Regions from separate parts of the Homo sapiens genome. Here region 1 is linked to region 2. A link is an interaction called in ENCODE POLR2A ChIA-PET data of the cell type or tissue named here. Cell type or tissue: PC-9. All regions are shown on one strand. Links, peaks and the distances in the headings refer to the core of each region. The heading gives the core; the rest is flanking DNA.

What was found. Peaks named below come from ENCODE experiments on the same cell type or tissue, not always from the same donor. Only the 100,000 strongest peaks of a DNase experiment are listed, where the experiment ranks them.
Region 1: POLR2A ChIA-PET joins it to region 2 with 17 read pairs; 2 of 35 experiments call an interaction of 5 or more read pairs at or near these places.

What each region holds. Positions count from the first base shown.
Region 1 is chr1:243,717,859-243,720,781 of GRCh38, forward strand. All of the region lies in intron 2 of AKT3 (AKT serine/threonine kinase 3), which reads right to left. Among named protein-coding and RNA genes, the nearest start is that of AKT3-IT1, 75 kb to the right of the region's middle. In PC-9, for the core only: no CTCF peak of the experiment used is centred there; a DNase peak (open chromatin) is centred at 1,213; H3K27ac peaks cover 1,642 bases.
Region 2 is chr1:243,773,597-243,776,519 of GRCh38, forward strand. All of the region lies in intron 2 of AKT3 (AKT serine/threonine kinase 3), which reads right to left. Among named protein-coding and RNA genes, the nearest start is that of AKT3-IT1, 19 kb to the right of the region's middle. In PC-9, for the core only: no CTCF peak of the experiment used is centred there; no DNase peak of the experiment used is centred there.

The DNA.
Region 1 (2,923 bases), core at 176-2,675, 56 kb before region 2:
AATTTCGATCATAAAACATACATTGTACATTATACTTGTAAGAAATCCTGGAATCTCAAATTCCTTTTAACAGTACTTTTATTTTTAAAATAAATTATAAGTTAGAATCCAGTTATGCTGAATATGCAACATTTCTATGATTACACCCATTAAAGTATGCAAATAAGAGTAAGGTCAAAGAAGAGAGCTACATTCATTTTACATTGGATGCTATGCATAAGAAAACAGAGGACCTTTCCTTTTCAAGTAGAGTAGCAATTGCTCCTAAAACACCACCCAAGGCTCAGCTGAGGTGGTCTCTTACCATTTGTTTAGAAGGGAATCTGATCTGTAGCTGAAGCAATTATGAACAGGAGGTAAGAAAATCCCCATGTCTTATAACCATTTCCAACATACACACAACTGGGGACATGGATGTCCACAAGCCAACGATTGTATGCATTCTCTGTATCGTTACTTACATAGGAGATGAAAATTGGAAACATCAAGTGAGTCATGTAGTGTATTTTTAATTTATAATTATTAAATCTTCACTTTAAAGTTTTTTTTAAAAAAAAGCTATCTAAAGCCACAAACATTTTACCTATCTACTGTTTTGTTTTGTTTTTTTTCAGACAGTCTCTCTCTGTCGCCAAGGCTGGAGTGCAGTGGCATGATCTTGGCTCACTGCGATCTCTGCCTCCTGGATTCAAGTGATTCTCCTGCCTCAGCCTCCCGAGGCTGCTACCCTTACAGCTGGGATTACAGGCCCTCACCACCACGCCTGGATAATTTTCTTTTTTGTATTTTTTTTTTCAGTAGAGACGGGGTTTCACCGTGTTAGCCAGGATGGTCTCGATCTCCTGACCTCGTGATCTGCCCGCCTCGGCCTCCCAAAGTGCTGGGATTACAGGCATGAGCCACCGCACCCAGCCTCAGCTTCAATTATGAAGAGTAAATGCTAGCAAAATGAATTGATGAATTTTTTCTTTTTAAATATTCTATCCAATATTTTGCATGTCCAAAACACAAGGTAAATTTCACCTATATTTAGGTGTTGTAGAAGTCCAACAAACTGGATTTCATATATGCACAAAACAAGCCATAATCCAATTATTTTCATGGGATAAGTCATTCCCTAAGGGGATAATTCCCTTAGGGATAATTCCCCTAAGGGAATGACTCATTAGGGAAATTATTCAAGTAATGAATCTAACTCCCAGCAAACAAGATATATAAGGTATGCAGTTCTATTCATTTAAACATTCCACCTTTTTCTGAGTATCACATATGTCAAGACAGTCATTGCAAAAACATTTGCAAGCTGCATGTGGAATGTGGCAAAATTCCTTTTTAAAAAAACCGATAGTGTTTAAATCCTATCCCAACTCTCAGAGACTTTTCTTATTTCATAATGCCCCCCTACTCCTACAACTCCCAAAATTACTCTAATTTATTCACATAACTCTCTGCTAACTTTAAGTTTTTTGTATCAATTCCCTAACAAAACATTCCAAATTGTTCTATCTTTTATTCATCTCATCGAGTTCCACACCAAGTCTTCCTCCAACTGGAGTCACACCCCAATTTCTCACTCCTCAGTTCAACTTTAGTTTTCCTGACTACCAATTCCAATTGCTAAGAAATGAGAAGTATATTTTGAGTAAACTAAATTACATACTCAAATCACTGTTGAGTGTATCAGTGAAGGTAATGCTGGCTGCTGAGAGAGGTAAATCATGACAACTTAGTGCTTTACTACAATGAAAGTTTTGTTTCTGGCTCATGTAAGGTCAAAACAATGTTTCCTTTCAATGGCAGTGACTGAAGGACCTAGAATCCTCCCTTTTAGAGGCTCTTCCATCTCCTTGGTTTCATGACTGCCATCAGAAGGGAAGAGAGAAAGAACACTGAACACAGATGTTCATGACCCAAGCCTAGAGGAGGCATGCGTTAATTCTGCTCACATGTGAGTGGCCAGAACTCAGTCGTATGGCCACACCTAACTCCAAGACAGCTGCAAAAAACAGTCTAGATTGGTGCTAGGGCAGAGTAGGTGTATTACGCGCAAACGGATTTGGCCAATCTCTGCTACACTGAACATCTCTTGTATGTTCTTAAATACTTACTTAATAACCTTGGTGTTAAGAGAGAGACATAAGAAATGAAAGCAACTGTATATCTAAAAATGGTGGCCGGGCGCGGTGCCTCACACCTGTAATCCCAGCACTCTGGAAGGCTGTGGTGGGCAGATCACCTGAGATCAGGAGGTCAAGACCAGCCTGACCCCATCTCTACTAAAAATACAAAATTGCCCGGAGAATGGTGGCACATGCCTGTAATCCCAGCAACTCGGGAGGCTGAGGCAGGAGAATCACTTGAACCCAGGAGGTGAGGGTGCAGTGAGCCAAGACCGTGCCATTGCACTCCAGCCTGGGCAACAAGAACAAAACTCAAACTCAAAAAAAATTAAAAATAAAATAAAAATAAAAATGGTTAAAAATGGTTAAAATGGTAAATTTCATGTTACATATATTTTTGCCAAAATAAAAAGGATCTTAAAATCTTTTTGATGAGACCAAAAGACATAGTAAAAAAAAAAAAAAAAAAAAAAGTTCTAAATCAAACATGAGCAAATGTCAAAATATAATTAAAAGCTAAGTATAATATAATCTTCATGTGTTTTATCAATACTACATAGAGTTCTATGATTTTTATCATAAATAGGATCTCAGCCTGACTTGGCCTGTCTGCTCTGGTCTAAAAGATGTGAGGAGAAAAAAAGAGACTTGTTAATATCATAATATTATCTTAAACCAGTAATTCGAATAAAGAGATCTCCTCAAATATTAGTATCTTAAAATTATAAAGTAGATAAATATTAAGGGTTAATACAATTTGGAGCCAATCAAAATGCAATAATCTCTTGTCCTTTTCCTTTTAT
Region 2 (2,923 bases), core at 318-2,817:
CCTGGGCAACACAGTGAGACCCCATCGCCCCCCACAAAAAAAAGTTTTATAAAATGAGAATAAGAATGTCATACTCACAAGCTCATTGTGAGAATCAAATTATACTGTGTATGACCTAGCACAGACACCCAGACACTAGCATATAAGCATTTAACAATGTTAATTTCCTTCCCAACTGACAACAGGTTGTAAATTAAGGAGCAGACTCAAAAAGTTCTCTTCTCTATAAATATCTCCCCTAACAGACGTCAATGTTTGAATTTTACCATAAGAAAATTCTGTTTGGACTTTCAAGAGTCCCAATTAAATGTGAAACAATCCATCAATACTCTAGTGTGTTTATTCATCATTTTTAAGATAACTTAACAAAGCCTACAGGTCTTGGAGATCTCTTTTGAACAGAGTGAACAGAGAAGGATCTATGGATGGTGACCATTACATGAGGAGTGTGAAAGAGCAAGAAAAAAAAGGTCACAAAAGGGTCCTAGAGACAAACTTTTCCTACTTTGTAGTATTTCTTACTATTAGTCCCATCTAACAGAATAAGCTCTACATAAATTCATTGAAAATTCATAAATTCATTAGTAAACCAGTATATCAATTTAAGTTTATTTTTTACACTGTGAAATATAAACACCTGCCATAGTTCTACATACTACAAACTTTTCCCTTTTCCACATAGTTCCACATTTGCAGGCTCCACTCCTTTCACAAGAATTTTTCCTGTGTTTATACCATTGCTACAATACTGCTTTGTGTATAAAATCACAGCTTTGAGTTAATGTCTATAAAATTGATCTTGGGCACAGATCATTTTTCTTGTGAAAAGGTTTGTCACCTGATGGTTATTTTATGTTCATGTTAATCAGAGACTGTCTCTCTATAATTGTTTGTATTTTTTCTCTCAAGTTTGATTTCTGTGGTTCCAGAAGCATACCTGCCTTCTTATCACAAGTAAAATAGTATTTATTAAGAGTTGAAATTTTTGTTGTTTAAAAAAAAGAAAAGCCCCAAACCACAATTTAAGGATATCTTTTTAACCACTACAGCCAAAGAAAAGATCTACTTAGGATATACTATTTGCTCTATGCTTTCCCAAACTGTCAACTGCATGTATTTTGGTAACATCCTAGTACATACAGATGGCATGATAGCTCTGCCATATAAATTATTAATAAAATTCACATAAGGAAAAAACTCAAAACCATTACATTGTATTTACAGATTTCACCAAGACAATGTAATGTCCAAATTTCACATTGTATTCCAATTATTATTATTATTGAGACAGGGTCTTGCTCTGTCACCCAGGCTGGAATGCATTGGTGCAAATATGGCTTTCTGCAGCCTCGACCTCCCAGGCTCAATGGATCCTCCCACCTCAGCCACCTGAGTAGCTAGGACTACAGGTGTGTGCCACCACGCCTAGCTAATTTTTGTATTTTTTGTAAAGACGAGGTTTCGTCATGTTCCCCAGTATGGTCTCACACTTCTGAACTCAAGCAATCCTCCTGCCTCAAATTCCCAGAGTGTTGGCATTACAGGCGTGAGCTACCGCACCCGTCCTTGTTCCTATTATTTGTTTGTTTGTTTGTTTGTTTTGAGACAGAGTCTCACACTGTCTCCTGGGCTGGAATGCAATGGCTCAATCTCGGCTCACTGCAAGCTCTGCCTCCTGGGTTCACACCATGCTCCTGCCTCAGCCACCCAAGTAGCTGGGACTACAGGCACCTGCCACCACGCCCAGCTAATTTTTTGTATTTTTAGTAGAGATGGGGTTTTACCTTATTAGCCAGGATGGTCTCAATCTCCTGACCTTGTGATCTGCCCACCTCGGCCTCCCAAAGGGCTGGGATTACGGGCATGAGCCACTGCGCCCGGCCAGTTCTAACCCAAATTCTAAGTCACTCACCCACCGGCCATCTTATGAATCCTGTGTCTCCTCCCCACCTGTGGGATCCACCAAAGAGGACTCCATAAAGCAAATGTGGAGACAATGACTACCAAAAACGAAAGAATAGGAATTCTTAACAGCTCCAGAAAGGCTAACAAAATCAGTCCTGGACTCATTAACTTAGAGAAGAAAAAGTCTAAATCCAAAGGCTAGAGAACAGAAACTGATTATACTCTAATTTTAAAATACCAAAATATATTTAAGATCCATAATGTTTAATACAGAACTTTACAAAATCCAGCAAAATAAATTTAGTATTATTTATAGACATAAAAATGGTACTTCTGCTTTCCCAGGCTCACTGAAAAACCCGATCTATCAATTAAATCAGAGAAAAGAAAATAAAAAATAAAGATTTGAATAAAAACAAATTAAAGGACTGCATTTTAAAGGCCACATAGATATAAAGAACACTAAAGCATCTCTTTTCTTCTATTTACAGCATACTGAGGATTCATCCATAAACCTGAGGTTGACAACCATCTTCTTCTCTACTGATACAGTGAAGGAAGCATCTCTCCACAGCATGCCTACAACTGTCTCTTTCTTCCTACATTGCCCTTCTTAATGAATGTTATCACATACTTTCCATCAATGAAGAGCAAAATCACCAAATTAGTTCTAATTTTTCTCCACTAGCCCATATGCGAAATTTTAGGCCAAGTCAAAATGATGATGATGATGACAGGTTAAATAAGACATTTTTTATGTTAGAGGCACACTGCTGCATGCTTTCCATAAATTAATTAATCCTGCTTGTCTCCACTAAAGACTGTAACAAAATCCGTATGTTGAAACGCTAACCCCCTAGTGTGATATTTGAAATGAGGCCTTTGGGAAAAGATTAGAGTTAGATGAAGTTCAGGAGGGTGGGGCCCTCACCCTCATAAGAGTAGTGCCCTTATCAGAAGAGACCCAAAAGAGCTTGCTCACTCTCCATTATGTGAGGCACAGCAAGAAGCCAGAAAG